Linked DNA regions of Homo sapiens: all the other regions are linked to region 1. The links are chromatin loops, found by intact Hi-C in ENCODE. Cell type or tissue: endothelial cell of umbilical vein. All regions are shown on one strand. Each heading gives the region's core, and the rest is flanking DNA. Links, peaks and the distances in the headings are about the cores only.

Region 1 (4,700 bases), core at 323-4,322:
AACAATATTTTATGAGAATAACACTTTTAAATATTTTTAGAAAGTGTTCATATTACTGATCTGGCTTTCCAAAGAGTCTATGATTCAAAAATGAACTAGATGAGTGCCTTAAAATTTATGAGACTTCTGGCTCCCCAGTAGTTAGTGTCTTGTTAAGACATCAAGAATCTAGTTTGCCTCTTCTGAGTGTAGATCACTAGGTTGTGCTACTTATCTGTTGAGTGATATTTACTGAAGGGACAGATATTGGAAATGATTTTTCTGAGAAACTTAATATTTTCATAGAAATCAAACAAATTCCATTTACCTACAGTGAAAGGTTGGCATCAACAGTGTTGGCTTCTAGTTATTACTAAAATATCCATGGAAAACAAAAGGAGAAATGGGCAAGGATGTCACAGGTGTCATTTACTTCCTCTTAATTGTACATCTACTCTACAAAGACCTTCATTAGGAATCTGTTCTCCAGGATTTATTACAAAATATTCTGCTACAGGTAGGGGAATCTCTCAATTCCTGGACTATTCATATGATAAATGAGCATGAACCTCTCTGTGACATGTCTATTATCAAAGTGAACTGTTATGTAAATCTTGCATTGCCATTTAATTTCTCATTCATGTAGTTTTATCTCTTCAACTGGATTGTAAGATTTGGGAAGGTCACAGAACATTATCCAATTTTCTATCCCACTCACGATGCTTTTCAGTCTCTAATAAGAACTCAATAGTTATTGACTTCCTATTGGGAAAAGATTCAGCCAAAAATACCAAACCTGAGCACTGCCTATCAGCTGCCAGTTCAATTCTGTGACTTGCCAATTTAATTTTGAGTGAGTATAAAGTAACTTATTATGCAAAATGAAAAACTGGGTAAATTTGAAAAGAATATTTCTTCCTCTGATGCCATCAAAATTCAAGATTTTCTTTCTCCCCAAAAGGCCCAAATAACTTGCACACTTCTACTACATTAAGATCCAAGTGTTGCAATTAAAAAACAGCATTTCAAATAAGCCCACCCTATACATATACTTTAAAATATGTTATTTCCACTTATGGTAGGTTTATATTACAAAGAATTAGCGAATTTTACAAGCAAATTATGTACTAATCAGTGTAAATATTCTGTCTTGAAATACCAACGTCCTAATTTTGAATTAACAGTCAATAAAAATTACATCCAGAAAGCAGATGGAATTTCTACTTAATTTGCTTGTATCACACTGTTAAAAAAAATAAAGGTAAAAGCACAGTATTTGGAAAAAGCTGAGTATTTTCTGTTTACTGAGGAAATAGTAGTTATTTCAAATAATTGCTAAGATTTGCTACATCTTTACTTCAAATTGGTGAATTACTTTAACAACTAAATGTTTTCTTAATAATATGGAGGAATACACAGGCAAGAAGATCCTTTAGTATACCACTATAGTATTGTGTCATTTTTTTCTAAATTATCTATTATACTATATCATGTTAGGTATTCCATCCTAACAATATTTTAAACATCTTAAACAAAGAGGAAAAAAAATATATTGTCAAATCAAAGGGAGAAATATTTAGTAGCATCTGTTTTACAGCATCAAGCATCACTTGAATATTTTCAAACCAAATAATATAATACTATCAAAGATATCAAATTGGCATAAAACATTCTGTTTAGAAAAACTGAAACATACAACTAGAACTCGATACTTAAAAAACAGAAACTTTGTACCTATTAATAGCTTTAATATTCCTTTTCCTCCCACTTTCTCTGTAACAAAAAGAACCCTAAAACAACACTTTACCTTTGAGTAGTTTCAAAATGCAAAGCAAGGGCATGGGCCTGTAGGTGTTAATCGCTGCTTAGTTGATGTGAGAAAATTCACACGATATTATACCGGGGTTTTAAAAATGAGTGTCCATATTTATTTTGATGAAATGCTAAAAAGCTTTATTTTTCATCTTTCCAGTGAATGCAATATTTCCTTATTTTTTCAATAAAAAATGCAGGGAATCAGCAACATTATTAAATAGATTGCAGTGCCCATTATATATCTCCAGCATTTGATTTGTTGGGGAAAAATTAAAGCTAACTGGCTTTGATGACACAGAAATTTAATACTCAAAATGAATGACATTTAATGTTTTTATAAGAAAAGATGCCTTTTTAAAAAATGTGTTTCAAAGGAGATATCTCTTCTACACAAATATACAAAAAAGGTACTAGAAAAATGGCAAAGCTGTGGAGGTGAGACCACAGAACTCCCATATACTTCCTTTGTTTTGTCATTGTTGATGTAGCCACTAGTCATTTAGATTTAAAGACTGGAACTCTGCTCAATAATCTTCCAGCTCCAACTTTCTCTTCCTAATGCCATACATATACTGACATCTACCTTTTATAGTAATTTTGTTATTTTCTTTTGTTCTTCTTTGCCTTCTTAAGAAATGTGATCTTAAAATTATTTTTTTCTGCAGACACAAGTTCTCAGTTCCTTTACTATTCTGGTAAAATATGAATTGAAATGATGGCCTGGACTAGAAATAATTATTTAAATTGCTTTAGTTTCAGAGAATTGAAAAAGATAAAGCATATTTTCATTTAAGGATAGTTCATTTTAAATAAGCTTCTTCAGGAATCTTAGTTACAACTTGCCTGACCAGTGTCCACTAGATGACACTGTTGTATAAGCACAATAATGAGTGGTGATCGCTTTGACAATAACTAATTTATCATATATATATATATTTAGATATTGTCAGCGTCTCTCTTTCTAGATGAAACTGGCTTAGCATTTTTAATTGGATATGGCTGATAGCTACAACTTCACATCATTTATGGTAAAGTTATCCTAAGAGGTTAAAATGCAATGTAAAAAAAGAAGCATGTATTTCACAGCATTCATACTTTTGCAAAAGAAAAATCTTTTCGAAATCTATATATTTCACAGTTAAAATAGATTTCATTATGAATTTTAAATTGTGCCATCTTAAATCGAGTGACAATGATTGTACTGACAACGTTGGTTATCAAGTAGTATTTTGTCAGTAATATATATATTTTTTTCTTTCTCTCTCCCCTTCCTGGCGTCCTCCCTCCCTTCTTGTCTTTTCAGTTCTCTCTTTCTTCTCTCCTTGATTTTGGATTGAGAGCCGTTCTAGTGCAGTGCCAAAATCAGGGGAAGAATCAATTGCCTTAAGCTAACAGACCCTGTGCCGCATTGTTGCCAAGCTGGGAAACTTTAGCCTGGAAAACTCACAGAAAAACAGACACAATCATGATGTGCCTGTACACATGGAGCCATATAAGGAAACTTTGACTACTTGGAACTGTATACTACAGATTTCTAGACATAGACATTTTGAGATAAAATCTACCACTTGGAAATATCATGTAGATTATTGAGATTTTCCTCAATAATAGTATTCCTTTGTAGGATTTCTTCCTTTCTCATTCTTCTATTAATGCTCAAAAATCACTGTTAAATTAAGCTTGTTTGCTGTTATTTCAATTTAAAAAGAACAGTGAAGTAAAAACATCCATGCTCCCTTCTATAGATTACATACACTAATCTCATGCTGTTTACCTGAAAAATCTTGAGGAGGAGCCAAGCCTAAAAGAGAATTACTCTAAGCACAAGGGGTGATTGAAATGTTTTATGGCATGTGGCATATCTCAGAGGGAAGTGACAGACATGTCACCTTATTTTTTATTTTTTAAGCCAGACATGCTAATGCTAGAGAAGTGGAGATGCCTTATACTTCAGTGAGAAGCCCACTGCACACAGGAATATCTACACCCCAGCAGAATATGCCACACACTTTTATTGCTGAGTTTTTGCTAGACAATGTTTTGTCAATACAACTCACAAACAGAACTCTCAGATCATGCCATTGTATTTATGGCAAGGTACAGAAAAGAGTAGAAAAGGGATTCGCATCCTCAAATTTGTTTTCAAAAACATGGACATCACGTTTAAACACCTGAACAGTCTCTTCATGGGCGGAAGGTGGGAATTCAGATCAGATGAACTTTGCATATACTTAGTTTCTCTTTTTTCATATCTCACAGTCTCTGCTTTCTTCTGCCTTCTTCTTCTTCTTTCCTCCTCCTCCTCCTCCTCCTTCTTCTTCTTCCTTCTCCTCCTCCTTATCTCTCTCTGTGTGTGTGTGTGTGTGTGTGTGTGCATGTGCGTGTGCTTATTTACCAAAAGGAAACTTTAACTGAAAGCTAAAATGTTGCAGATAGAAGAAATTTTATATGCCAGTTCTCTCGTTCTGGGCATACCATATAATCCAATTGAGTCTTAAATTTCCCAGTACCTAATTTTGCATAGGTTGTTATGAAGATTAAGTGAGATCATAATATCTGTGATATTTACATCAAGTTTTTGATATATAGTAGGTATGCAGGAAATACTACCTATGGAAGCTTCCTAAATTGATTGAGAGAGAGAGAGAGAGAACTTTCAAGGGAGGTGGGTGTTAGAAAAAAATTCTATCTATTCAATAGTGGCCCATGAGATGACATTGCTTCAGGCCCAGAGAGAAAGCAAAGGCATAAAGAGAGGAGTAAAAGAAAACAGAAAGTGCCATCAAGATGGGGAGAAGAGAATGTGGAAATGGTGTTACAGGAAAAACTGAGAATGAAAAAGAAATAATATTTTATTGAGTCAAAGAAATGGTAAAAGAATTACCATAATTTGAGTAAACTTTGGG
Region 2 (4,700 bases), core at 356-4,355, 200 kb after region 1:
AAAATTTCAATGCAATGCTGTTTACAGTATCAAAAAATATGGACTCAACAATTTTCAAACAGAGGAGATTGATTATAAAATAGTACCTTCAAGGAAAAGAATAACATGCTGTAGAAGACTATTAAGATATTCAAATATTTGAGAAAATATGAAAAAATAAACACATAAATGTATATTTAAGTTTAGAAGGATATACATCAAATATAATGTAAAATTACCAGGAATGATAGAATTTTGATTGATTTTCCTTTGTTTAGTAGTATTTTCCAAGTTATCTAGAATAAATTTGTCTTGCTTTGTAAAGGAAAAAAGACTTTTTTAAAAGAATTTACACAGTTTCCTTATTGATTTAACACTAGTTGCTAACTATCCAAGAAAAATATCAAGATCTTAGCAGCCAATTATAGTGTTGTTTGTATTACTTGCATTATTATTTTGACAGGGAATTTCTGGAGACACGATTACTTAATGTGGAGAAATAAATCCCTAATAAAGAAATTTCTGACTCTGTAAGCATCATTTAGGATCTTTGGAAGGAACTTACAGGAACCTCTCTGAAGATCTTTCTTATAGCTTGATCCAAGTCATCTGTCTAATTCCATGTGTAAACTTCATGAAGGAGGAAATTTGGGAAAAAACTTTAGAACTAGGATGGGAAGAAGAGTTGGCTAAACAAGAGCAGGTAGTACAGCTGCGGGCCTTTTTCAGATAGGAAATATTGCAGAATCAAATTAAAACTTTATTCTTTTAGCCCTAAAAGATCATCCCTGCCTTTTAATAAGTACAATGATCTAAATTTTTGTAGCTCTTCTATCCTTTAATTTATTCCCTATGTAACAAGTATAGCAGGATAGAAAAAAATATACGTTATTACTAGTTGCCTTCAACTCTATGCCTAGGGAAAGGATTGCCATGATTTAGGGGTGCTTGATAAGTTTCTGGTTTCTTGAAGCTTGGAAGAAAACAGCAGATAAGGAGAAATGGGGATTTGAGGCTTTCTAATTTCTTATGTGGTGGGGAGGTGTATGGGTTAGAAACAAATAATTCTCTGTCCTGCCAGATTTTAGAAAGGAAGTCATGTATCCAATTCAATCTAACAAGCACCCTACCGGCGTGGAGTACAGATTTGTAGCTACAAACCCTGCCCCCACAGAGTATTTAGTCATGACAATCTATATTGTAATTTGCAAGTTGTTCATCAAATCGCAGTAAATTACTGGAAACATTAAAACTTAATAATAAGTAATATTCTCCTGGAAAATTAGAAAGCTATGTCTAATTTAAAAAATCTGAAAAATCTTTCCACCTTTCTGGCATTCAGTAAAGCATACACCTGCCTCTGTAATTGCCATTTTGTTGAGGAGTAACAGAGCATGAAGCGTAATAACCACGGTATGTCTAAATAACAGCACCCTTAACTGTAGAAAAGCATTGACTTTGCCATGTGGTCCACCCTGCTGTAAATCAAACAGATTTTCTCCGTACTTTAGTATATTAGGGATATGTTACACAATTTTCGTCATTATTTTGCCACATATTTTTGTCATATCTGTTTTACTAGTTTTTTATTTAATATTTTATATATACATTTAAATGGAATCACCTTTTTACCTTAGCTCTATCCTGAGCAATAACCATGAAATCATGACTTTGATGTGCAAATTGCCTATTTCTAATGTAATTAAAATAAAAACTGTTCATCAATGTGTCATCTAAAAAGCCACATCACTCCACTTCAGTAGCAACACAGCCTAGACATTAAGATGGAGGAAGTCGGCCAGGCGCAGTGGCTCACGCCTGTAATCCCAGCACTTTGGGAGGCCGAGGCAGGCGGATCACCTAAGGTCAGGAGTTCAAGACCAGCCTCAACATGGAGAAACCCCGTCTCTACTAAAAATACAAAATTAGCTGGCCGTGATGGTGGCCTGTAATCCCAGCTACTTGGGAGGCTGAGGCAGGAGAATCGCTTGAACCTGGGAGGCGGAGGTTGTGGTGAGCCGAGATCGCACCATTGCACTCCAGCCTGGGCAATAAGAGCGAAACTCCGTCTTAAAAAAAAAAAAAAAAAAAAAAAAAAGATGGAGGAAGTCAGACTGTTCGTGTCCAAATTCCAGCTTTATGATTCATAGTTATGTGACTTTGGATAAACTCTGTGAACCTCGTCTGTGTTTACCTTCTAGGTTTGTTGTAAGAAATAAATGATTTAATATATGAAAACTAATGGAACAAAATAAGCCTGTAATAAATGTTAGCTGGCATCAGCTAGCATTATACCACAAATTAGGAGTATTCCAGGGACTGGGAACAACTAATACCCTCCCTTGAGAGTATTTACAACAAATAAGGTCATGCCCAGAAAGGATCTGAGTTCTTTAACATATTCGATGAATGTGTTCAGAGCCTGTCATGCGAAAGACTCCAAGCCAGAAAGGAACACACTCCAGCATTGCTCCAGGAAGCTAGAGTGTGGTAGCAAGGTCACTGAGAGCACACAAACCTCTGTCTGACTGCATCTAATGAATGAGAGATGCTTTAGATGTCCAGGGGTTTGTGTCTTTGCAAGAGTTCACTAAATAAAAAGCTCCCTGTTCTCTTACAGATTCAAAATGGAGAAAACACAAAGTCCACGCCTTAACAAAATGACTTATGTGAACTCATAAGCTGACTTTAAGAATAGGAAAACCTGATATGCCAAACCTTGTGTTTATATCACCTTTCTTCATTTCTCCATTCACAGTTGCAGCCGATAGTGTAAATGTAGCATATTCCCACCTAAGGCCAAACTCTAAATGCACTGAGTCACTTATACTCTAAAGTATAATTTTCTGACTTTGAACATCAGGGTCTAGACACAATATAATGTAATCTCAAATCTCATTTGTATTTCAAAGTAATTGTATGGACAATGTGTATGAGTGTATGTATGTTCAAGCCTTCTGAAAACGAGGCTAACTAGTGAGGTGAAGTCTTAGGTGGAAAATTTTATTTCCAGTATATCATTACTATTTGTTAAATGCATTCCTGATTTTGGATAATCATAGTGGAAAACACACATACACACACAAACACTAAGCCACAGTACTCAAGCAAACTTGAAGAAGGGCAGGGAGCAGTCAGCCTCTCATTATACAGCTGTTTACCAACAGGTTCTTCAGGCACATGGAGGGTCTGACTTAATTTGAATGTGCTGTGCACCATGTTTTTTCTGTGCTAAGTCAGTTCGCCTATTCTATAATCTCGAGTAGTGATCTGTTTTAAAAACAGTGTTCCATATAGCAGAATTAAGTATACATCTTGACGGTTTGCGGGTACAAAAATATCAAGTTTTCCTTATCTGGGGGGCTGGAATGCAGTGTAGTAATTCAGTACCAATTGACCATATACATGCACACACACAAGTATTATATATAATATTAAATATAATTTGAACGTCCTAACAGGGTGTAAAAGGCTCTGGAAGCTATGGGGTGTTCCAATGCCTCCAGCTTCATATTGTGTCCCTTTTCTCTTTACTCTTTGCCTTCTGATATTCAGGAATTGCTTCAAAAATGAGCCTATATCTCTCTGGCATTTCAGGCACTTTCACACATGCTGTTCCATCTGTCTGGAAGGCATTCTATTCTCTATGTGGCTACTTCCAACTGACTGTTGCTCAGAATCTAGCTTAAATATCAGTTCATTCATGTATACATTCACTCATTCATTTATTCCTCCATTTACGTATGCCATCTGTATTTATTGAACCCGTGATAAATTCACGCACTGTGCTAAACCTTGAGTATGTGAACAAAAGAAATGCAGCTCTCACTTCCTTGGAGCTTAAAACAACAGAAAATACAAACAATGAATAATTACACAAATTCACATGTAACACATGTATGATAATGGGTTTGAAGGGACACAATGGAATGCTATGAGAGAAAAAAATAAAGATCTAATTTAGATGAGCCTGAGATGAGGTGGGAGAGGAGGCTAAGGAGGTCTCTAAAAAGTAGCTGTTAGAGTGAGATCTGAAAATTAGACTAGAGAAATGATAGTGGGAAGAGTGTTCTAGGTATAGGAAACAGCACAAAGACTCCATCGTCCTTCTAAATTCACTCTCATATTTTATGTTCTTATAGCATTTTATTCTCCTTTGTAATATTAGTCACAGTAATCATTGAATAGTTATTTGGAAAACACTTGCCTCTCCCACTAGACTGTTACTCTCATAAGGCCAGTAGTAATAGTATATGCCTTTCTCTGCCCTTTCCTAAGCACCAAGCACAGTGAGAGTCTAACCCATGGTGGATGCTTACAAAGGTCTGCTGATGAAATACAGACAGTATTAATGGACTGGGAGGTCAGCAAGGGAAGCACTGCATTACAACTTTTAATCAATACTAAAGCTCTGCTTAAATATGTGCAATGAAATTAGGTGCACTTTGCCCATTTAAAAAATTTAAACTTAAGTATGCATGTTAGAGGACATGGTGGGCATAATACTGAAAGGAAAAGATCAAAAGGTAGAAATATTTATTCATTCGAAATTGACATATCACTTAGTTAACAAAACCTGCCATTTGTGTTGCTATCACTACGTAGCACAATATCCTTTGGGCACGTAGTAGGCACTCAAATATGTGTGCAATTAATGACAATGAGTTAACTAATGGAAGAAATATTTATAGGTATGTTCACTTATACCAGTTTATTTATTC
Region 3 (4,700 bases), core at 339-4,338, 1.3 Mb after region 1:
GGTATCAGGTAGCATGCTAGGCACGAGGCTTACAATAAAATGTATTTAATCAAAGACCCAAAAGGCTTTAAGAGTCTTTGAAATAGAATCTTATTATTCTGTTTTCAGGCATTTCCTTCATTTTCTTTTTCATTCATGCATGACATGATTTTTCTTTGTTGGCTGCCATTGCCAGACACCCTGATATACTAGGTATTCAACATCTGGGAAAACAGGATAGAAATGAGTTTTTCTTTGCTCAGTTTTGTTTTAATGGTTGTTTCATTGTTTGAAGTTGAAATATAAATTGGGAAGTATGTTGAATTCATGTTGTAAATTTTGAATTTGATGTAATGTTGGGCCATGTTGGTGAAGAGGTTCTACAGGAAGTTGTAAATGACTCTCTGGAGTCTACATGTGATATCAAAATTGGAGGGATATCTTTGGAAATAAGCAACCTAGAAGCAGTATCTAAATCCACATTCTTCAAGCTTTAACTCAAATCCCAGCCACACTCACAGAATCCCCAGGGTTTTTTTAGTGGAAGAACTTTAATTTCTCTGATTCAAACTTCCTTAACTCCAGAATTTTTTATTTTAGTTCTCTTTTCTTTTTAATCTTTTGTAATAGTCCATTCTCATGCTGCTAATAAAGATATACCTGAGGCCGGGCACAGTGGGTCACGCCTGTAATCCCAGCACTTTGGGAGGCTGAGGCGGGTGGATCACAAAGTCAAGAGATTGAGGCCATCCTAGCCAGCATGGTGAAACCCCGTTCCTACTAAAAATACAAAAATTAGCTGGACATGGTGGTGTGTCCCTGTAGTCCCAGCTACTCGAGAGGCAGAGGCAGGAGAATTGCTTGAACCCGGGAGGTGGAGGTCACAGTGAGCCGAGATCGCGCTGCTGCACTCCAGCCTGGTGACAGGGTGAGACTCCAAAAATAAATAAATAAATAAATAAATAAAAAGATATACCTGAGACTGGGTAATTTATAAAGGAAAGAGGTTTGATTGACTCACAGTTCAACATTTCTGGGGGAGGCCTCGGGAAACTTACAATCATGGCAGAAGGGGAAGCAGGCATATCCTTCATCACATGGTGGTAGGAAGGAGAAGTGCAAAGGAAAAGGGGAAAAGCCCCTTATAAAACCATCAGATTGTGTGAGAGCTCACTCATCATCACGAGAACAGCATGGAGATAACCATCCCCATGATTCAGTTACCCCCACCAGGTCCCTCCTACTGCACGTGGGGATTATGGGAACTACAATTCAAGATGAGATTTGTGTGGGGACACAGCCAAACCATATCATCATTATTCATTCATCTTATATTTGTGGAGAGCAGACTAACAGACAAACAGTGTCCTAGTCACTGCAGATAATATAGTGACCAAAATAAATGCAGTTCTTCCCTTCTGAAACTTTGGTCTAATTGGGAAGTGAGTTGTCAACTAAATAATAATGCAATAATTAGAAGTTAAAAATGTCTGATTAAAAGAAGGCCATAACCTATTCTGGGCTCCTGGAAGCCTCCTTGAAGAAGGGACATTTACCATGAGCCTGAGGAATGGTTGGTAGTTAGCCATGTGTGGAAAAGAAAGGCCTTCTAGCCAGTGAGAAGGTCTTGTGAAAAGATCCTAAGGCAAAGAAAGACTATGGCATTTTTTTTGAGGAAGAAAGGAAAGACCTGGGTAACTGGATCATAGTTGACAACAAGGAGAACAATAGCAGATGAGGAGGGAGACAGAGGCAGGGGTAAGTGATGGTTGAGTTAACGTAATAAACAGCACTCCAACCTCAGTTTGACCACTTTCAGACGTGAGAACTGCCTGCAGGCAGCACATCCCAATAGAGTGACAATGAGAATTTAAATGTCCTTTATTATGTTGTGCCAAATTCGACTCCTTAAGCCTGACATATAATAAACTGTAGCTATTTAAACTATACAACTTAATAAGTTTTGGAACATGTATATACCTGTGACACCATTACCATTGCAAGTTTATGAAAAATGTTCATTGTCCCTGGAAATTTCCTTGTGTTCTTTGCAGTCCATTCCTCCCCACCACCCCCATCTCCAGACGGCTACTGATCCATCATGCCTCAAACAGTGCCTGGCACATAAAATAAATATTTGTTGACTCAAAGAAAAGTGAATTTGTTTGGAGAATTATCTCTTGGTTTGACACTTGGTTGACTGCTCTGTCTTTTCTAGGTATGCAGTGCCATTCAGAATCAGGATTTCACTGTGATCGAAGACTACTGCACTGGCCTCAAAGCCCTGCTTTATCTGAAAAGCATTGAAGAACTACAAGACTGGGATGGACAGAGTCCAGCTACTGTGAGTCACCAGAAAGGGAAACCAGTTCCACGTATAGCTGAACTCATGGACAAGGTATGTGCTTAAATCTCCTGTGTTATTCTTGAGAACTCAGCCTTGGTTTCTATTTCAGATCTTATTTACCATCTCACATTCTCACTAACAAAGGAAACACAGTGCCTCCTGGATGTGATTTCTTCAGTGGACTCTTTCTGAAGGAGACTTGATTACAGCCATATGATGGGTCTGTGAGTTACCTTTTTATAAACCAATACAACACAAGATTATATAAAAGGAAAAGACCGATGTTTGCAGTGTAAAGTGCCTCCAAATTCTTGCTTACTGTGGTGATGACTGGCATTCTTCCCAGTGGGAGTCTGGAGATTTCTTTATGCTTTCTGGAAATTATAACATTACCTTTCTATTTTCAAGACAATCAAATCACTGTAGTCTTGAATAATATAAGGAAGTTTTTAAAATTAAAATCTAATCAGTATCTTTTGTAACTGCTTCTGCTGTGTGGTTAAACCCGGTCTCAAACGGTTATGGTCCCAGCTTTCTCACTAACTGCTATTTTCCAAGAAATATACACTACATTTACGTTTTCTATAATACAGTGATTTTAGCAACACTGCTAAAACAACATTCAGCATTTTGCCTTTGTATTTCCTTTGTATTATTCTAAATAGATAACCATTGTCAGAAGACATTTCTTGAGCCCTCAATGAGGGGAGGAAAAAATTATAATTCTTAGTCTTTTCAGCTTGTCACTACATCAATAATTAACTTTAAAAAAAAGAGAGGCAGTATAAAAAGATTCTTTAAGGAAGCATTTAATAATTCAAATGAATCTTAACTTGAAGCAGGTCACATGAAAAAGAATGGAAAACAAAAGCCCTGGGTACTCTGCCTTGGATGACTGGGTTAGGGACTCAGAAAGAATAAGAGAAACATCATATAATTGACTTATATTTGGCTAGTTTTAGTAGAAAATATCACTGTCCCTCTCCTAATAGATAGCCAAAAAAAACCCTTCTTCAAGAGTAATGTGTATGGTTGCAAGTCCAGTAATGAAAAAAGAAAAGGAGGAAAGAAATAAAATCTTACAATGTGGGTTCCAGGAAAATGTCATGATGAATGACTCCATGAGTGGCAATCAAACAGAAAGACTGTGACATTAATATTTATAATATTGTAATTAGCAAGATAATGCCTAAGCAGCATTATTAGTGTAACTAATCATATTATCATAAACTGACTCTGCAGTATTTAGACAGTGAGTGTTCTTGCCTTTATCAATGACTATCAATATCCTAAGGTTGCTTATAACTAAAAAAAATTCACAAATGACTTTACAATCATTCGATGTAAATATCTCAAGGAAATTGTCTCTGACATGATAGTTTATGACCATCTATAAAATCATTGTCTCAAATTTGGGTGGTTGCCATGTGAGCGGAAATGGAAGTAGCTGCATTGCACTGTCATGTTTTGTCTTTAAAGGATTTTCACACTCGTTTCAAAACTTACATATTCAAATAAAAGATGGGTAATGATGAAGACAACTTGTGTCAATGACATAAATGGAAACTGATTTGGTAATAGTTTGAATCAAGATTCAGACTTTATTTTGTTAAGCTCAGCTTTCATCAAAATCGTAAGTGTAATTTTCAGCATTATCATTCGTTTAAAAAAAGGAAGATTTTTCTATGTGATTATATTAGTGATTCATTTCTCAACACTAACTTGAGGAATAAGCAGATGGTCTGGTAATAGATTTGTGCTTCTGGATTCTCCTGTGCAGGCTGACATGACTAAAACAATAGGTGATTATCCCTTTAGATTTATATCCCCAGTAGTGAATCAAAGTACTCTGGATCTAGGGTACAGGTGATTTCCTAATCGTTCTTTTTTTTGGTCCTATAATTTTTTTATTTTTCTTTTTATTATGTTTATATTTTTTATTATACTTTAAGTTCTAGGGTACATGTGCATCATTCTCAGCAAACTAATCATTCTTTCTTAATGTTGCTGCTGCTTTTGTGTGTGTGTGTGTTTGTATGTACGTGTGTATGTGTGTGTATGTGTGTGTGTGTCTTTGCATATAACTCACATTGTCCTATCATTAGCCAAAGAATAGTATGCTGGTCCTCACAGTGTCCGCATACTATAGGAAGATGAGAGAAAATGTAGACCCTTTGTAGAAAGACACTCTAGAAGTATCTGGCTTCTTTACACAGGAAAATTTTGTTTGGAAAGTACAATGGCTACTCTGATATTCACTCATAGGTCAGGCTAGAATAAACCAGAATAGATATTTAGAAGAAACCCATTACAGTGCAGTGTTTGACAATGGAGAGAAAATGAGACTTGGGCTATGGAAACAAGGATTTGGCCA
Region 4 (4,700 bases), core at 257-4,256, 1.5 Mb after region 1:
CTGTTTATGTAACAGATGCTAAATAGAAAAGAGATGTCAGCTTGGAAAGCAGAAACCCATACTAACCAACTCTGAAGTGAGAACTCTAATGAAAGCCAAAAATAACAAAGTTCTCTTCTCTGTGACAAGAAAGGGGTATTAAAAATTCAGGCAACCTGAAACAATCCATTCAAAATGGCATAAATCTTCCTGTAACATTTTACCATATTCCTGAATGCAACTTTTTCTACACTCACTCAGGCATGATTGTGATGGAAAGCAAGATGGATGCTATTTATAAACCAATGATTGAAAAAAAAAATTCAAAACTCTGACCGATAGACCAATGTATCCTATATTTTTAGTGGAAGCCATAGAAGGTATAGTTCTGTAGTAAAATACGTCATTTCAGTGATACACAGTTTACATTCATGTTTTTATTTTTTTAAATCATTATACATCTCCATAGGGTTTAGGTCCCCACTCCCCCCCAAGAAAAAGAGACAGAAAAATCACAAACATCCAAAGTTAAAAATTTGTATATAAATTGTATAAATTTAAATTTATAAATATAAATGTATATAAATTATATAAATATAATTTAAATGCCCTGTAAGTTTTCCTTTCAATAAAAACATTCTTACAATTTATATTTATGTAACCATCATTCAATAAGGCTAATATATAAAGATATTGCAAGGAACTCTTTCTTGTCAATGATCTGGAGATATTGCTATTGGCTTTTATTGGTAAGTTTACTCAGCAACAGTTAAGATATATACAGTCCATTGCATCTTTGTTTTGCACATTCTTGTTCAGGGTAATAAAAAGGGCCAAATTCCTTTAGTTAAACTTTTACAATGATATTGTGGCAATATATTTGAAATATTTGTCACTCTCCAAGGAATTATACTGATCAACATACAGCAGACTTTCAAATAAATCTAATTATTTGAATATGTTTATGATGGTTACTTAAATAATATTTAAATATGTAAAGATATGGCTACTTAAAAACGTTGCAGTGTTCCTGTAAAATCAAGGTTTGTTTGACTTTGATCAGGTCTCCTCCGTAAGAAGTTCGTACGGCAGTAGCAGAGCCAAGGGTCTTAAACATTCTGAAGCACCTCTTCCGTTCACCCGAAGATCTCAGGCATTCCGGATGCTGTCTCTCTGCTTTGGAATCCTGCTGAAATGAGCAGAAGTGTGCATGTGAGGAAAGTCAGGAAAGTTCATTTTATTCAGAAGTATGGAAAGGGCTGTGTGGATTTGTTTTAAAAGACCCGTCCTGGACATTGAGAGAGTGCTTTGAATTGGATATTGATATTTTCATTGAAGCTAGAGGAATCTGAAATGTTCACTGGAGTAAAGAGATTATGTTGTGATAACAACAAAAATAAGAAGCAGTGTTTCTCAGCCGGGCACGGTGGCTCACACCTATAATCCCAGCAATTTGGGAGGCTGAGGCGGGCGGATCACCTGAGGTCAGGAGTTCGAGACCAGCCTGACCAACATGGTGAAACCCCGTCTCTACTAAAAGTACAACTATTAGCCAGGCGTAGTGGCGGGCGCCTGTAATCCCAGCTACTCGGGAGTCTGAGGCAGGAGAATCGCTTGAACCCGGGAGGCGGAGGTTGCAGTGAGCCGAGATCGCGCCATTGCACTCCAGAAAGCAAGACTCTGTATCAAAAAAAAAAAAAAAAAGGTGTTTCTTACTACTGTGGCTTATGATGTAATGAAAACATGGTTATTCGCCACCATGGCACACGTTTACCTGTGTAACAAACCTGCACGTCCTGTACATGAATCCTGGAACTTTAAATTAAATTAAGTTAAATTTTTAAAAAAGAAAATATGGTTATTTATCATACGGGAAAGACCATGATGTGTTGACTGGTGTGCACTAGTTGCTAGTGCCCTCTGCTGGACAGAATGAGCATTTCACCAGGAGGGCTGTGGCTGGGCTGTCTCCCTTGTTACCAGCAGTAAGGATGGATACATATTTTTCCAATTCAGATGCTTTTGTTGTAAGACACACAACACACAGCATCTCCCCAAGGACAAAAAAATCCAAACTAAAGACAAGATACAGAGACTCATTCTTACTATGTGATTCTATTAGGAATAATGGTTTTCAATTTGCATAAACTCTGATAGCATTTTCTTTTTACTTACCCTTCCTGCCTTCTTTTAAACAAACTATATAAAACTCCTTACACTGAAATGTATTCCATAGGAACTCTTCCTATTCTTTTTCTTTCACTCTCTATCTCGGACATATTATCTAAAACATTTCTTTTTAAAAGAATATATCTTATACATATTCTATCTATATATATATTTTTAATATATGTTCCAGTTGTAAAATGCATCAATATAGTGTCATTTCAAATCTAGGCAGTAACCATGACATTGCCTTGCTCACCTCAAAAGGCTCCAGTTTATCATAAATGATCAGTAGCCGAGAGTGTGAAATCAAAGCTAGAGAAACATGAAAGACCTCCTTCTGGTGTCAAGTCCTTTGAGGCCAGTTCGGACCAGCAGTCCAGCAGTAGGAAACACAGCAGTGGAGGTGTGCAGAGGCTTGTGTGAACAGTTCACCGTTGTTCACACCCCTTGAGTTTGGTTGTTGAATGGAAGGTTGAAACATATTTCCTCAACTCAAAGCAAAACTAACCTGAAAACATAAATTGGCCCATTTGGGCTTCAAACTTGACTCAAATGTACAAAAAGGGGTTCACAAACTTCAGGGAACCTGATTCAACCTTTTAGTTTGTTAAGAAACCCAGAAGAGAGGGCCTTTATAGTTATCAAAGGTCTGCACGTTACCTCGCCAATGGAAGTGTGCTGTTAATAAAAGCTGCTCCCCCACGTGTCGGGGGCACCAACCCACTGTGCCTCAGAAGTTCCCAAATGTCTGGCATGGTACCAACCTTTTTTTTTAGGCTAAATTTATACTCTATCCAGTTAAACTGTGATGAGCGGAGTGTCAGTTACTTCAGTTAAACAAATAGCTAATTCTGAAAATAATATTAAAATTAACTTTGATAAGGTTATAGACATAAAAACTGAACATATTAAGGTTTTATATCATTGTCCACTTTATAATAATAATTTCAAAAACTTACAGCAAGGACCCTAATGTATTTCATGTTTGCTTTGTACTTTTCTTCGATATATTTGAAAATGTTTGAAAAACGGCTTATACTCCTGTAACATCTGCTAAATGGTCTCATAAGTGTCAGCACCTTCAATGTCACTTGCTTTCTATAAATAGCTAACATGCCTGAAGCTTCTCAAACATCACTTACTTTGTACCTGGAGGTTTGTTTTCCCTCTGTGTTGGAACAGATTTTTTTTTTAATGTATAGGCAACCCTAACACCATTGTTCTATTTTTCATACTTGGAGCTCTTCTTGCCTTTTGTCATATCTGATATTGTTTTAATATGTGGAAATCAGACAAAAATGTCAAAAGAAGAAGAAAACACCAGCAGAGATGTACTATAAATTGAAATATTTTATATCTACAGTAAAAAAAAAACCTTTAATTTTAAAAATGCCAGAAATGATTCCATCAGTATGAAAATAAAGATGTCATGACTAAATAGGAATTTTCAGTCTCTTAGCTGTCAATAATTAATAGATTATTTACACTGGCACACTTACATTTCCCAGCTTTCTGGATTCCATTTACACTTTGATCCTTTGCTCAGCAGCAAATTTAGCATCATTGTGACCTTCCTCTGCCCAACACCATCCGCCCATCAGACAGGGAGAGAGCATCATCTGATATGTGCATTTATTAAGGCAGCAAGCTCCAAATATTGGAAAAATGACAAATGCCAGTGTTTCCTATAATAAACTGGAAAAGAAACAGATTGTTCTTAAGGAAAAATCAATTAGCAAACCCTCTCTACAATGCTTTTCTTAGGAGACAAGATGTTTGCATCCTATGGTGAAGTATGGCTCTTAAAAGATTGTTTCTGATTAAAATCCTGCAGAATTGATAGCACTTTTGCAATGGTTATATAATTTCTTCATATAGAGGAAATCTTAATGTTAAAGATTCACGATGTCTGCTTAATTGTATTGCAAACAATGGTTTAAAATAATTGAAGTATCATTAACACCCTGATCTTAGAAAAGCCTAGATTATGATGAAAAAATGTACATTTAATTAAGTTTATATTTTAAAAAAGAAAATGAAAACTTATTTAAAAATTATGCCCAAGAAACATATTGTGAAAGTCCATACATCATATTAATGGTCAGAAAAAGCGTTATGAAACCATGGAATCTTAAAAATGTATAGTAATCAATGTGATAATATTTGGTGTAGATGCAAAAGACTATTAGTGTGGAAAATCATTTTGAAGCTGATTTTTCCTTTGATGTTGATTCAGGTTTGCATATTAAAAGATTTTGAACTAGGCCAAAATGATGTGGAGCTCCAATATGCAGTAAAGATATAAAGAAGAGTGAAAAATACACACTGTAGCTGCTATGTAAACAAGATGTCAAATATTATTTGTGGATTTCCTTACTAGAAAATGGTTGTGCAGATAATGTGTCAACATTTGCATTAATGATAGCACTGTTAATAATGAAACTGTGCAGGATGAAGCTCTTGGTACCATGTTTCAGCTTGGAATGTATTAGGGGAGGGAGAGGTGTATTTCACCTTTCTAAAAACAAAGACTTCAATATTAAGAATATATT
Region 5 (4,700 bases), core at 415-4,414, 1.2 Mb after region 1:
TGCTGAGAAGAGACATCTCTTCTGCTGCCTTTGAGCAACAGCCATGGTGCTGGGTACAAGAAATAATTTTGACTGAAAATGATTTTTCATTTTTTACCCTATTGAAATTTAGGAAGAAATGTTATTGTCAACTAATTGATAGAGCAACTAAACAGTAGGATCTCTCTTTTTCAAAGTGCCTGGTCAGTTTTAGAGTGAGCATTGATTCAGAGGGTTCAGATAAGGGCCCAGGTAGAGATGTCCTTGTCCACACCACATCTTTGAGAGTTGTACAGGCCAAAGAAGAGAACAAAACGCCATCAACTGCTGTACAGCCTGTGTTTCAGTAGACTCTGAGGGACACAGCCTTATCACAGAGCATAGAGATTAACACATGTAATTCTTTGTAAAGTGAAAGAGAATGTGTTGCTGAGAGTGAAAGGAATGGTTTTACAGTACAGCAAGTGCTGCCATGGACACCCTGGCCATAGAACCACCCACAGAGTAAACAGAGCACAGGATTTCAGAGAGAAAAGAAATTGTGATTTTCCAAAGGAAGAAGTAATAGGATCCTAATGGATGTGGAACCTCTTTTTTATTTTTCTGTATGTTCTCAGAATAATGCCCACTTGTTATCCTGGATTCTCCCAAGAGTAAAATGAAACTCCGGTCATCGGCATTATCATTGTCATTATAATCTTCCTCCTTCTCCTACTCAAATAATCATTTTTGAAAACACATAGAATGGTGAGATTTTTATGCTGTGTAACATTTGCTCTGGACATCCTTAAGCAAAATCACATGAGAAATATTACTTCAAGTCCACTAAGTCTGTCATAGGTGAGAATAATTTCTTGGCTGGGGAAATATGTCTTTTTTAAATAGTTCTTCTATTTATACTTATAGGTAAACCTTTAAAATTGTAGGCAAAAAGCATTGCCAGAAGCTCTTATTTGGAGAGATTGAGGCATGTGTTAATCTGGAAATAAAGAAAAGTCCTCACATTCAAACCCGGCAGTGAATTTTATGGTGATATTGCAGACTAATTGTCTTATTGTTGTAATGCATTATCTAACCACACGGCCCTGCCTTTCTTACATGCACATACTATTTAATTCCTTGAGCCTGAATTTCCATGTCTGTAAAATGGAGATAATGTATATGTGACTTGTAATGATGTCGTGAGGATATAAATAACGAGTGAATAATTTAGCAGAGCAACTGGTACTTAATAGGTTCTCAAGTTATTTCAGTCTAACCATAAAAATAATATTGCCACTGGCTTTGAATTCTAATTTTATTTTTTCATATGAAGTGGACACCAGCTTAAAAATTATAAAGGCTTCAAATAGTTTTACCACTCGCAACCAAGACACACTGTATAATCCCACATCAATGGATCTTAGTAGTATAAGGAACTGAATAGCAAGGAAGAAACTGAGTTAGAACTCTGGTCTATTTTAAATGATAAATACTAGCTGCGATGTAAAACCATTTGTGCGTTTCCTCAATAACTCTACTTTGAAAGTGCACACCATTTTTAAAGTAAAAGTACATTTAAGGTTGATAGTAAGAAAAATTTACTACTTGTTCCTGCATCAAGGTTTTAGAGCAAATAATACAATGAAGGTATTATACATATTCGTAGATATATATGATTATAGTTCACACCAGCCTATCACATAAATCAACTTGTAAAACTCTCCTTTCTTGTTTCCAAAGAGAGTACATATGATACGGCATCTACCATGGAAACTAAACCAACTTGGAAATAGCAATAATGTCCTTAATTCAGTAATTCTTTTTCTTTTAGCTGTGTTTTTCCTCTGGGTAAACCTCTCTGCGCACTGGATTTCTTTCTAAATCTGAATGTCCTCTCTGGCCATATTGAAGAATGTGCTCACTGTACTGTTTCATTAAACTGCTGTGTTGTCGGGTAATTGTTTAAACATAATGCCATAGCACTATCAAAAGGAAAGGTGAACTAATGGCATTTGCAAATGTCAGGGATTATCTTAACACTTTTATTATAGTTTATAAAAAGTAGGTTCAGGGCATTTCATGGCAATTATTTCTACAGAAATTGGTTATTTAAATAAATTGCTAATTATCTGAAGATGACAGTATTGAAAATGCTACTAATGAGTTGTTTAATAAGTGTAGCTTGTGGTGGCCACCTACAGGTTGAAAATAGAAAGAACATACATATAGACTAATTATGCCTAGTAAATGCCATATATTTTTCTCTCTAGTGACAAATTTAAAGACATTTAGCTCTTCATGCCATCTTTTGAGTCTTGGACAGTATAGTGAGTTTCTAAGCTCCTCATAAATTTGGTTTTGGTTCTAAAACAAATTTCACTTTGCTTCTGTAATTGTCTTTGTCCTATTATTCTTGGACATAATTATCTTTAGTTATAGCTAGTATGATTTTATAATTTATCATCTGAACTGGGATACTTTTAGACCAAAGGAAGATAGCTATTGTTACATTATGTAATTACAAATAAATACAGGTATAATAAACTGGGACTCTCTTGGGCAAACTGGGCTATATGGTTACTCTAGTTATACAATTACTAGCTATTCTACTTCTAATTTAATTTTTATCCAACAATTAATATAATGTCTATTTTTCTATAATGTTGATTTTTATGGTTTTATCATACCTGGATAATATATCTTTATTAATTATAACAATTATTATTATTAACTCTTCTTTCTAAAGCTTAATTTATATCCAGACACTTAAAATCAGGAAGCAGCATAGCATTGTGGTTAAGAGCATGGTGTTGGGAGTCAGGTAGGCCTGGATTCAAATACTGGACCCATACTTTCTAACAGAGTGATCTTGAGGATGTGGCATTTATCCCTGCTGAATCTCAGTTTACACATCTATAAAAATAGAGACAGAAATATCTATTTCATAGTAATGTGACCAGCACAATGTATGCAAAAATAAATAGGAAACTATCTGTCAATTAGAAAGCACTCAAAAGAGGAGCATTTATATTTAACATATTTAATCTTAAAAGTTAACTCATACTTGCTTCTTTTCTAAGTTAATCACTGGTATCTGTTGGAAAACTATAGAGCATATAAAATTGCTCTTAAACTACCAAGAATAAGTTATAGTATCCCCAGATTTTGAATTGGAAGAGAAAAACTAATCCAATATTTCCTGTAGTACAGAGAAGTCTTTCTGTTGCATCTTGCTGTCAAGTAGCCATCAAGATTCAAGGAATAGGGAAGTTCCATTGTAGCTGCTTTCATTGCTGAATTTACAATAAATTAATTATAAAAATAAGAATAATAAAACCAATCGTGTATGCTGAATTGTTCGTTCCAATTTGCTACATAGGATAAGCCCTTTTTTTCATGATTATCCTTCAAATATTTGATGACCATTTATAGGATTTCTTTTAATCACTATATAGATATATATGATATGTGTGTGAGAAAGACAGATCAAGAGAGATCATCCTATTCACTCTGTTGTGTTTGTAGATCTTTTATCTAAAATATTGGACACAGAACCAAACATGTTCTTTGTAATGTACAGAGGATAGAATCACTGTATGTATCACTCATATATAAAAATGTCACATCATATATACTGATGATGCTTATTCTCGTAAGGTGAATTTTAGGAACATTATAAAAATAGATATTTTTACTACAGAAGTAAATTATAACACCATTTTATCAAAAAGAATCCAACAATAAAAAGTATATATATATAAACTTGAAAGGTCTTCAATCCCTTTACTGCAGGACTCACCCCCTTTCCCAGAGATGATACCTGTGAACAGTATGAAATTCAACATTATATGCATTTACATGCACACATACTAAATGTAATCACATACTTTTTTGCCAACAATGGGAGCATACCATATATATTGCTCTGCTACTTGTGATTAACTCTTAACATTATAAATTAGAGCTATTTGCGTGTCAATTTTAAAGGTTTTCTGGAATATCATATCTTGGTGAACTATAATTTATTTAATAGAGTAACTACTCATGATCCTTTAGATTGTTTTCTACGGTTTTTCTATAGAAAGTAATACTTCCAGGAACATTGTTGTATATGTAACTTTGTGTCTAAGCACTAATGGAACAGATTCTTCAAAAAAGACTTAGAAGATATATATATATATATATATATATATATATATATATATATATATATACACACGCACACACACGTTGCAAATTACACTTAAAAATCTAATAAAGATTTATTCACACAGATACACACATTTACTACCATAGACTCAAGCTATGAATATTCATAATTTTGAAGCCAATGAAATAATATATGGGTTACAAAAGGAACCCCAAATGTTATATCTAGGAATGAATATTAACAACCCTTAAAAATTAAGTGTTTATCCTTATATGTGTTATAGCTGAATGTTTATTTTTCTGATCAATTTTCTCTGGCTTTGACACTAATATTAGCTTATACACATTATAAGCTAGGCACTGTGCCAAGTCTTTCCCATGAGTTGTATCATCTAATACATCCAAACTCCCTGGAATATTATTAGTATTAATGTCCTTGTTTTTTAATTAGGGAAAACCAATGTTTTAGGAAGTTGAGGAGCTTGCTCAAAGCTACAATTGTATAAAGCAAATGGTTTGAGACTTACACCTAATTGGTTGGACTTCCTCTGTGTTCTCATAGCATCAGTCTGTACTGATACTAGTTTTCT
Region 6 (4,700 bases), core at 229-4,228, 800 kb after region 1:
ATGACTCAAAGCCACTCTTAAGTCATTCCTACTTTGATGCCTTATAATTATGTCAAGTATTACATTACTGTGCTGAATATCAGATATTTTCTTTAAGTATTTTTGGTTAATTTTTAATGGTAGTACTCGCTAGGGTATTTAATGAGCGTTTTGTGATGAAGATGATGATATAAGGAAATGTTTTTTAAAATCATGGCTTTTTCTACTCGTAGAAGTCTTTACATGTTGTAGATGATCAATAAATATCTGTTGAAGTATTGATTAATTATTAACTCTAATTAACCCTATTAACTCATGATGTCTTCCGTATTATTGTAAAAAAGGAGATAATTTATTAATCACTAAGGTTATTTTAACATTATACAGCTTATATTCTTTTTATTTTAAAAAACCTTTTATAAAACACAAATTATATTTTAAAATATTTTATCTTCTTTGCATTTACCTTCTTTGTGTTTATCTTCTTTGTATTTCTTTGGATGGAGACATGGAGGAATTTTTATTATATTTTTCTATATATGTTTCATGGAATAAAGACATATTTTACTTATGGTAGTTACCTAAATTAGAGAAGTAAAACAGTTCTTTTTGGTATTTTCATTGTTTAAGCATTAATTTTCTTTTAGTAGTTTCCAATGGTTTAATTAACTCTTAAAGTGAAGTTGATAAGAGAATTGGAAAATTACTGAACTAAGAAAAATGTTGTCTTTCAACTGCTATTTATGGCTGCCAGTTACATTTTTTGTGGGAGATAATTATCATTTGAACCTGGAAGGGGTTATTAGTGAACATATACTATGGGTATTATCTTAGTCTTGCTGGGCTGCTATGCCAAAATAGCATAGACTGGGTGGCTTCAATAACAAACATTTATTTTCTCACAATTCTGGAGGCTAGAAGTCTGAGATCAGAATGCCAGCATGGCTGGGTTCTGGTGAAGGCCCTCTTCCTGGCTTGAAGATGTCTGCCTTCTCCCTGTGTGTTCCTATGGCCTTTCCTTGGTTTATCCGCATGGAAAGAGAAAGACCTCTGACGTTTCTTCTTTCTATAAGGGCACTAATCCCATGATGGGGGCCCCACCTTCATGAGTTTAACTAAAACTAATTACATCCCAAAGGCCCCATCTCCAAGTACCATCATGTTTGAGATTAGGGCTTCAGCATATGACATTTGTCCTTAGGATCATCATGATGTTTTGTTTTGTTTTACGTTTGGTAATCATACTATAGGTCTGCATTGTCCTCTAAAGGTAGAATATTGATGTTGAAGGATAAATTTTAGGATACTTAACAAAATTAGAAGTTACTGAGATAGTGGATATTGTCAAGAAGACTTTTGGAACATCACAGTACACAACCCTTCCCCTCCGCCCACTGTAATTCAATGAAGCTAAATGTGGAGAATTCAAGACTACATTGTATTCATGTGCACAGTACACAGTGGTTTTCAAATAGAGCTAGGAGATGTACTGTTGGATAGCTATTTTCACACTACAAACCACACAGCTCTTATCTTACGAATCGCTGCTATGTAAAGTTTGGTGAACTGAAGAAGACATACACAGAAGAAAAGAGGGGTTAGTAAGAGAAAAGGAAAATGGCATGGAAATGGCAGGGATTGATGCAAGTTGGAGGAAACTAGGCATATTTCCATATATGATATATATTTCTTTCTAGAACAATCTTACCAAAGTACAGAAATGTGAAATTTTGGGGGATAATTTATGTTTTATCCGTTCCTTATTTCCTGTTTATTCCAGTTAAGCTATGCCATCTTTCGTTAGCAGGATTAAAGTGATCTAATAATCTCTTTCTCTGTCATTTAAACAGCTTTTTTGACTTTAAGTGCTTAACACCTGTATACTCTAAAGCAAGACCAAAGCTTTTAAGGGACTGCATTAAATATTTTAAGTAAATCTATTTTAGAAGCAATGCAATTGAAATTTATATCAAATCAGTTTTTCTTCAGATCTTGCCTTTGAATGGCTTAAGAGGTGTCCAAAACAGTCATATTGTTCCCACCTTCCCAAATACAATCTAGTTTGGTTATATTACTTTTCTATTTCTTAAACTCATATTACTTAGTACTGTTATAAGTTATGTCAGGAATTTATGGGAAAAACAATACTGCAAGAATGATTACAATATGAAGTCAGAAACATAAACTCTTAAAATGCATTATTAAGCATTAATACTGTGGACATCTAAGAAAGTTTTATTTTTAAAACAACGTTTTGACTTATTTACTTTCCTATCTCAAAATATGTAAGGAATCTTGATGTGTGTTGTCATCTTCTGATTAACCATGCAGTGCCACCTGGTGTGCAGATGGAAAGAACATTACACATCAGAGGCTCTGTTCACACCCACCCCCACCATACACAAACTTACATGGCAGAAAGTTAACAGATGTTCATTTTGCTTTTGTTACTGAGATACGTTGTGCATCCAACTCTTAATTCATAAGTTAAATTTGGAGATTAAGATATTGGTATTTGGGTTAATCAGTCAAAGATTATATTAATACATCCATTATGAGAATAAAGTAATATTTAATTGGAAAATTGCTGCTTTGGATCTTTAAAGTCTTATTTTGTGTTTCTATTCTTTCCTTTTTTTAAAAAAAATACTTGGTAGTTTTGTCTATTGAGCCTTATCATTTATATTTTACTAATAAATTTATCATTCCTAGAATACTGTAGTTTAAAACTGATTGCTATTTAATTTCTCCCTGGTTAAGTTTCCATTTTACAGGAAAAAATAGCCCTTCTTTTGTCTTTGGAGATTGTATCACAGTCAGGTATTTTTCCACTTCTCTTACTCTTTTAATGCCACTGTTGGTTGATCACATTTTAAAGTTGGTTGATCATATTTTTAAGCTTCTGCAATATACCTAGCAGTGTGCTAGCAATTATATGTTACAGAAAAATTAAAGAGGTTATTATATATTTAGAAAAGTAATTAATGCATTTTAAAAATAAGAACTTTGTGCATATAAATATAATAAATAGAATAGCTACATTTATTGAGTTCTGTGCAAAGTCATGTTTAATTCTCACAAAGTAATTTTGGATTGGTATTATTCATATCTCTATTTTACATTTATGTAAATGGTGTCTAACAGATATTAAGTAACCTTCTCAAGTACTAGAACCTGGATTTAACTGAGGTCCCTCTGAAACCAAAGCCCTACTCTTGGCTAATACATTAAGTTGGCAGAATTTAATCATTTTTTAAAATTTATTTATGCTTTCTTAAAAAATATTTTAAATTAATTCTTTTTTAAAAATTGTGGTAAGTACACATAGCATAAAATATACCACCTTCATCATCTTTAAGTGAATAGTGGGATTAAGTACATTCACATCGTTGTGCAACCATCAGCACTATTCATCCACAGAACTCTTTTCATCTTGCAAAACTGAAACTATACCTATTAAGCAACAAATCTATGAATTTGACTATTCTATGTACCTAGTATGGGTGGAATCATACATTATATATTTTGTGTGTGAATGGCTTATTTCACTTAGCATAATGTCTCAACCTTCATTCATGTTGTAGCATGTGTCACAATTTTATTCTTTTTTAAGACTGAATAATTTTTTATGTATATATCACATTTTGTTTAACATTAATCAATCAATGGACATTGGATGGTTTCTGACTTTTGGATATTGGGAATAATGCTCCCACAAACATAGGTTATACAGATATTTCTTTGAGTCCTTGATTTCATCTCTTTTGGCCACACATCCATATGTGGAATTGCTAGATAATTTGGCAACTCTGTTTAACTTTTTGAGGAGCCAACATACTGTTTCCAAAGTAGCTACACCATTTTATATTTCATCAACAGTGAAAAAAAGTTCCAGTTTCTTCACATCATCGCCAACATTTGCTAGTTTGTTTTTGTGTGTTTTTTGATAGTAGCTATCCTAATGGATGTAAGTAGTATATAATGATTTTTCATTTGCTTTTCATTTGCAGCCTGCTTGTTACCAACAGAAACTTGCAGTGATAATATATAGATAAAAAAAATTTTTAAGTATATAAACATATGATTAATCAACAAGATGAATTAGAAAATAAGAACCTCTCCTATAAAAATTAAATGGCATTCACATTTTTTGATATTTTGAGGGCCTCAATTAGATTATATGCCAAAGGGATGAAGATAGAGGGCCAAATTCAGCATGAAGACCAGTTTTGAATTGGCAAATTATAGAGAGGACTATTAAGAGATAGCAAAATATCTTATATTTAAATTTCTAACTAATAAAGTGAGTTGTCTACAAAATTTGTCTATAAATGAACAGATATCAAATATTTTGTATGTTGTGGGCTGTATGGTCTCTTTTGTAGATATTCAGCTCTTTACATTTGTAGTATGAAAGCAGTCTTAGAGTATATGTAAACAAATGAATATGGCTATGTGCCAATAAAACTTTATTTAAAAAAATGAGTAGCAGGGCGGATTTGCTCAGCAGATGATGCACCAAAAAATTACTTAAGAACATTAGTTGCTTATATTTTCTTCTTGTTTTAAGAAAAAACATTTTAAGTGGAAATCTAGTTGAAATATAAATCAAGTGAACTTTTGTCTAATAGAACCTGACTTGTTTTGCATGCATGCATCTGTTTGTGGAATTTAAGAACAACAACATAGGTAGCAGAAGAGATAGCTATCCCTGATTATTT
Region 7 (4,700 bases), core at 364-4,363, 470 kb after region 1:
TTATTTATAGGTAAATTTTTTTGTGCATGTGTGGCATCTGGAAATTTATTCTCTAGACAGACTTTCAGGGATCACACAAAAGCAGAAAGGCTTTTCTCCCAAATCTTCTACTACTCAGGATTTATTTAATGATTAATTTGGACAGATCTGTGGGGCCTGGTGGTTTACACCTGTATTTCCAACTGTCTGGGAGGCTGAGGTGGGAGGATTGCTTGAGGCTAGGAGTTCAAGGCTGCAGTGAGCTATGATCGTATCTTTGTACTCCAGCCTAGGTGACAGAGCCAGACCCTGTCTCTAAAATTAAACAACAACAACAACAACTAAAACATAAAAATCTGAGAAGAATAATAATTGCCGGTTAATAAGTGACATAACACCAATGTGCCTTATTTATTTTCCCCAAAACTTGGAATAATAATAGTGTATATTTCCTGTTTTTAATAATTTCTAGACATTTTACTATGTTTAAATCAATTCATTGTTTGCAATAAAAGCCTCATAAATAGTGAATACATTGATATATTTAAAATATTCCCTGTACAATTATTGAGGATCATTAGAAATGTCATGTGAGAGACAGTACATACTTGGAACCAGCATTTTCTCTAAAACTTCCTAGGACTTTTAAGAGAATAATAAACTTCAAATGTACTTCAATAAGTTCCACAGAAAAGATTTAATGTTGAACAGTCTTCTCTAACTCATTTCAAGTACAAGAGCTACCATTAAGAAGTCTGAGACAAATAGTTACAGACTGGGTATTTTTCTGTAATTGTGATCCAATTTCACATTGCTTTTAAGGTCACGAAAACTCAAAGGGTATTCCTGATACATGATCTCAATCTCCAACAGATGAAACTGGCCCTCATGAGTACATGTTGCGATGAGACTATCTTCAAAATTGAAGTGATTATGAAAGTATGAACAGGATAATGTGTCAGAAAATATACAAAGGATTATTAATAAAGCAAAATGAACATAGGAATCAATTGCTTAAGTGTCACACGTTACTGATATCACAATGATGACATAAAACTTTTAGACTTCACTTTTGTTTTTAAAAGATTTTGAAAGAAATGCAATTGATCTAATCTATCATGGAGAGACAGACTCATGATCCTTTTCCTGTGGAAAACAAGGCAAGCTTTATTTTTTTCTTTTTTTAATTTTCCACTATTGGACACTATTTCCAAAGTTTAAGGGTGATAGAACAAGTGGAATAGCTTTCATTTTATAGTCGTGTCAACACTACCCAATTGTGGTTGTAGAGCTGGTTATTCTTTAACTTCTCTTACACTCTTGGGGCCCTCTGCCCTCCAAGACATAAAAAGAGAAAATGAAGTTGCATTGTAGTAGAAGAGATTAAAGCTACATATAACAATTTCTAGACAGGAAGAATTGTTAAATTTTGAACACACTAAGGGAGACTAATAAATCAATCTCTTCCTCTCCTTCCTGCTTTTCTAATTTCTTTAAAGACATTCCTTTCTAAAGTTAAATTGCTTGACAAGCTGCATTCTGTTTTAGTGATTGTCATTATTATACCCAAGTTAGATGAGAAACATTAAGCATTATATTTTAAACTCTAAAAGAAAACATGCTTAAGACAAAATATATCAGTTACATAGGTATACAATCTTATTCCTTTCTCTCAAACCATGAATAATTACCTTACGCAGGTAAAATTGCTCAGGAATTTAATTTGCTACTTGGAACCCCAAATTTTTCATTGACAATTTCAGAAAAGGAAAAACCCAATTCAGTACAAACAGGTTCACATTTGCTAATTGCCTTTACTTGAGACTTAAGGCTCAAATACTTGCCTGAGATCAACATAGACATTGAAAACAATCTATTTCAATAGAAAGCTAAGATGCAATACAAAATACGGAAATACTTTCTGCTAAACTTTAGGCTCAAGGAAACTTCAAAAATATATATATATAGCGTTGTGTGTGTGCGTGTGTGTGCAAATATATCACAATTTACTTGTCCATTTTCCTGTCAATGAGAATTAGAGTTGGCATTATTTTGCTATTACAAGTAGTACTGCTAAAAATATTATTGTACATATCTTCTGGTGCATGTCTTCTTATACATACACATGTATACACATACACACACATATGCACATATCTTGAGGAGGAATTTCTGGATTGTAGAATGCATGAAAATTCAGCTTTACAAGATAATATTGAATTATTTTTGAAAACACTTGTGTCAATTTACCTCTAACAATGTGTAGTAGAATGATTTATCCACATTGTCTCTAACACTTGGTATTGTCAGCCTTCTTTTTGGGATGGGATGAAGGGTATTATTCTCTCTTTACTACTAATATGCATTATTTGAAATCAAACACAGAGCTTTCCAATTGGCATGCTAATATACCCCAGTGTTTCCAAACAGGCTGCAGGTTTGCCAACAATAGTGATTCCTGCAGCTCTCAGAGCTTAGGCGTGGGGCCCAGCCTTTTGCTTCCAATGTCTGCTGGACAAACCCTTCTCTTTTACCCCAGCGTGTACACAAATACTATTTTCAATGAGTGCCATAATATGGAAATATTTAAGAAATCCTACTGTACAATATACATGGTGGATGGTGGTGTTGATGGTAGTGTTGGGAATTATCCAAATTACAGTGATAAATACATAAATGTGGGGCTCATAAAACCCCTGGAAGCAAAAGAAATAACTTCTCTTTTTAATCTACCAGTTTAAAAAATATGTTTGTGTTTGATAAAGTCATCTTCCAAGGATCCCAGGGAAAGGTGACGAATAAAAGAAACTGTAAAATGCTCTAAGTCTCTTAAATTTATAGCACAGTGATTAGTGAAAATATCCCTCACTCCAATAAATAAGAGAAAAAGGATATTTATTTTGATAGCCTGGCTTTCTATTTTTAAAAGTCAATTGCACCACCCCATGGACATTTAAGCCACTGCTAATAAAGGCCATTTTTCTCTGTTTTATTTTGCAACTATAGGTATGGGTGGAATTTGGACCCAAAATTAAGATAGTCTTTTCTTTTGCTTTTCTTTGGGGTTGTTGTGTATGCAAGAGTTCATGTTTCCTAATTCACATTTAGCAACCAGTGTGTTTCTTGTAGTCCTTAGAAATAAGTTCACAGAAATCACCATGACATTCTTGGCTCTTGAAAATTCTTCAGTTTTCTAATGCATTCACACTTATAAAACTTTTTTACTGAAAAGAAAAAACAGAATAAAAAACAAAAAAACCTAACACACATGCTTATTATTTTGTTTTCAGTTTTTGCATGTGCAAAGTTCTATTTTTAAATGTAACTTATTTCAATATGGTCTTGTCCTGTCCTTGGATTTAATTTAGTAGACTTTGTCTTTGAATGAATTTTCTTATGAAAATGTGGCAATTTTATTGTATGTATGTACAAAATCTGTTCTTTAAAATGGGAATAGTTTTATATAGAAATGAAATATCAAGAAATCTAATTCTTGACTATGATGAAGGATTTTTGTATAAAAAGTAGTAGTGGAAAACGTTGCCTTTCTTGGGGTCATCATTTTCACTCACCACATTTCATAAAAATATTAGGTGTTCTGAAAAGTTAACAAAGTTTAAAAAAAACTTCTCTATTACCATAAGTGCATATTTGTAAGTTATCTTAGTTACCTCAGAACTCTCTCTCTTAGTGTGCTGTTTTATGCAGATAAATTACACAGTAATTTTAATGTGTAAGTATTAAATACCAGGCACTATAATATATAACACTGTCTTATATCTCATTTAATTTCACAACCTGTGAAATAGGGACTATTATCCCAATTTTACAGCTGATAAAATTGAGTCTCGGGTAGGTTAAGTAATTTATTCATGGTTCAATAGTTAGTAAGTGGAGCCAAAATTTAGTTAATCTGGTTTCCAAAGCCCACAATTATCCCCACTTGACCATCTTACCTTCAGAGCTTGAAATATGTGTGGGTTTCTCAAGATGAGCACAAAAATGCCCAGTTCAAAAGATGAAAATAAGAAATAACATGTCATTGTACTTAAAATGATGGGGACATTTAGGTCAGAGACTCAAGGCTAGATCTGGAATGAACCTTGGCCAATGACATATATAGATCTCACAAGATAAGAAGTAGTGTCTGATAATCTGAACTCACCTATTACACCCTCAGAGGACATAGGATACTTTTGGAGTTTCCAGCCAGACTGAAAATCTCAGACACTTTTTTCTTTTCTTTTGAGACAGGGTCTTGCTCTGTTTCCCAGACTGAAGTGCAGTGGCACAATCATAGCTCACTGTAACCTCGAACTCCTGGGCTCAAGTGATCTTCCTGCCTCAGCCCCCTGAGTAGCTGGGGCTACAGGCATGTGCCAGCATGTATCCAGCTAAAATTTTTATTTTTCCTAGAGATGAGGTCTTCCTATGTTGCCCAGGCTGACACTTATTTTTTAACAAGGATAACGATGGGACTTTGAGGATGATCATTTTCAGTTAGCGTAAGAATCAAGTGGCTATGAAAATAACTCTTAACCACGGGAGAGTCCTAGAGACAAGTGTGGTGAGTCTAGACAAACCAATTGAACAAAAGCAGAGAGTATGTGTGTTTTGCCATTGCTATATCCCCAACACCTAGAACTGTACCTGACACATAGTAGGCATTCAGTAAATAGTTGTTAAAAGATTAAACTCGGGGATTAGAGCAAGATTTTTAT

Evidence for each region. Peaks named below come from ENCODE experiments on the same cell type or tissue, not always from the same donor. Only the 100,000 strongest peaks of a DNase experiment are listed, where the experiment ranks them.
Region 2: a loop joins it to region 1, with 3 times the contacts of the local background. A loop is called at or near these places in 3 of 110 quality-filtered maps.
Region 3: a loop joins it to region 1, with 4 times the contacts of the local background. A loop is called at or near these places in 3 of 110 quality-filtered maps.
Region 4: it touches region 1 in a loop (13-fold over the local background); 20 of 110 quality-filtered maps call a loop at or near these places.
Region 5: it touches region 1 in a loop (2.9-fold over the local background); 4 of 110 quality-filtered maps call a loop at or near these places.
Region 6: it touches region 1 in a loop (2.9-fold over the local background); 7 of 110 quality-filtered maps call a loop at or near these places.
Region 7: a loop joins it to region 1, with 4 times the contacts of the local background. A loop is called at or near these places in 14 of 110 quality-filtered maps.

What each region holds. Positions count from the first base shown.
Region 1 is chr1:98,466,271-98,470,970 of GRCh38, reverse strand. No RefSeq gene overlaps it. Among named protein-coding and RNA genes, the nearest start is that of SNX7-DT, 190 kb to the left of the region's middle. In endothelial cell of umbilical vein, for the core only: a CTCF peak has its summit at 2,637 (motif pointing right); a DNase peak (open chromatin) is centred at 2,670; H3K27ac peaks cover 597 bases.
Region 2 is chr1:98,261,607-98,266,306 of GRCh38, reverse strand. All of the region lies in intron 2 of LINC01776 (long intergenic non-protein coding RNA 1776), which reads right to left. The region is part of intron 1 of LOC124900404 (a long non-coding RNA gene); the gene reads right to left. Among named protein-coding and RNA genes, the nearest start is that of LINC01776, 53 kb to the right of the region's middle. In endothelial cell of umbilical vein, for the core only: no CTCF peak of the experiment used is centred there; a DNase peak (open chromatin) is centred at 2,296; H3K27ac peaks cover 2,111 bases.
Region 3 is chr1:97,190,746-97,195,445 of GRCh38, reverse strand. DPYD (dihydropyrimidine dehydrogenase) reads left to right here. Exons shown (of 23, transcript NM_000110.4): 20 at 2,198-2,377. All of the region lies in intron 1 of DPYD-AS1 (DPYD antisense RNA 1), which reads right to left. Among named protein-coding and RNA genes, the nearest start is that of DPYD-AS1, 97 kb to the right of the region's middle. In endothelial cell of umbilical vein, for the core only: no CTCF peak of the experiment used is centred there; a DNase peak (open chromatin) is centred at 2,355; H3K27ac peaks cover 1,416 bases.
Region 4 is chr1:96,963,943-96,968,642 of GRCh38, reverse strand. No RefSeq gene overlaps it. Among named protein-coding and RNA genes, the nearest start is that of DPYD-AS1, 130 kb to the left of the region's middle. In endothelial cell of umbilical vein, for the core only: a CTCF peak has its summit at 1,905 (motif pointing left); a DNase peak (open chromatin) is centred at 1,882.
Region 5 is chr1:97,241,600-97,246,299 of GRCh38, reverse strand. All of the region lies in intron 18 of DPYD (dihydropyrimidine dehydrogenase), which reads left to right. The region is part of intron 1 of DPYD-AS1 (DPYD antisense RNA 1); the gene reads right to left. Among named protein-coding and RNA genes, the nearest start is that of DPYD-AS1, 150 kb to the right of the region's middle. In endothelial cell of umbilical vein, for the core only: no CTCF peak of the experiment used is centred there; a DNase peak (open chromatin) is centred at 2,159.
Region 6 is chr1:97,666,767-97,671,466 of GRCh38, reverse strand. All of the region lies in intron 8 of DPYD (dihydropyrimidine dehydrogenase), which reads left to right. Among named protein-coding and RNA genes, the nearest start is that of DPYD-AS2, 130 kb to the left of the region's middle. In endothelial cell of umbilical vein, for the core only: a CTCF peak has its summit at 2,319 (motif pointing left); a DNase peak (open chromatin) is centred at 2,306.
Region 7 is chr1:98,000,229-98,004,928 of GRCh38, reverse strand. The region is part of intron 3 of MIR137HG (MIR137 host gene); the gene reads left to right. Among named protein-coding and RNA genes, the nearest start is that of MIR2682, 43 kb to the left of the region's middle. In endothelial cell of umbilical vein, for the core only: no CTCF peak of the experiment used is centred there; no DNase peak of the experiment used is centred there.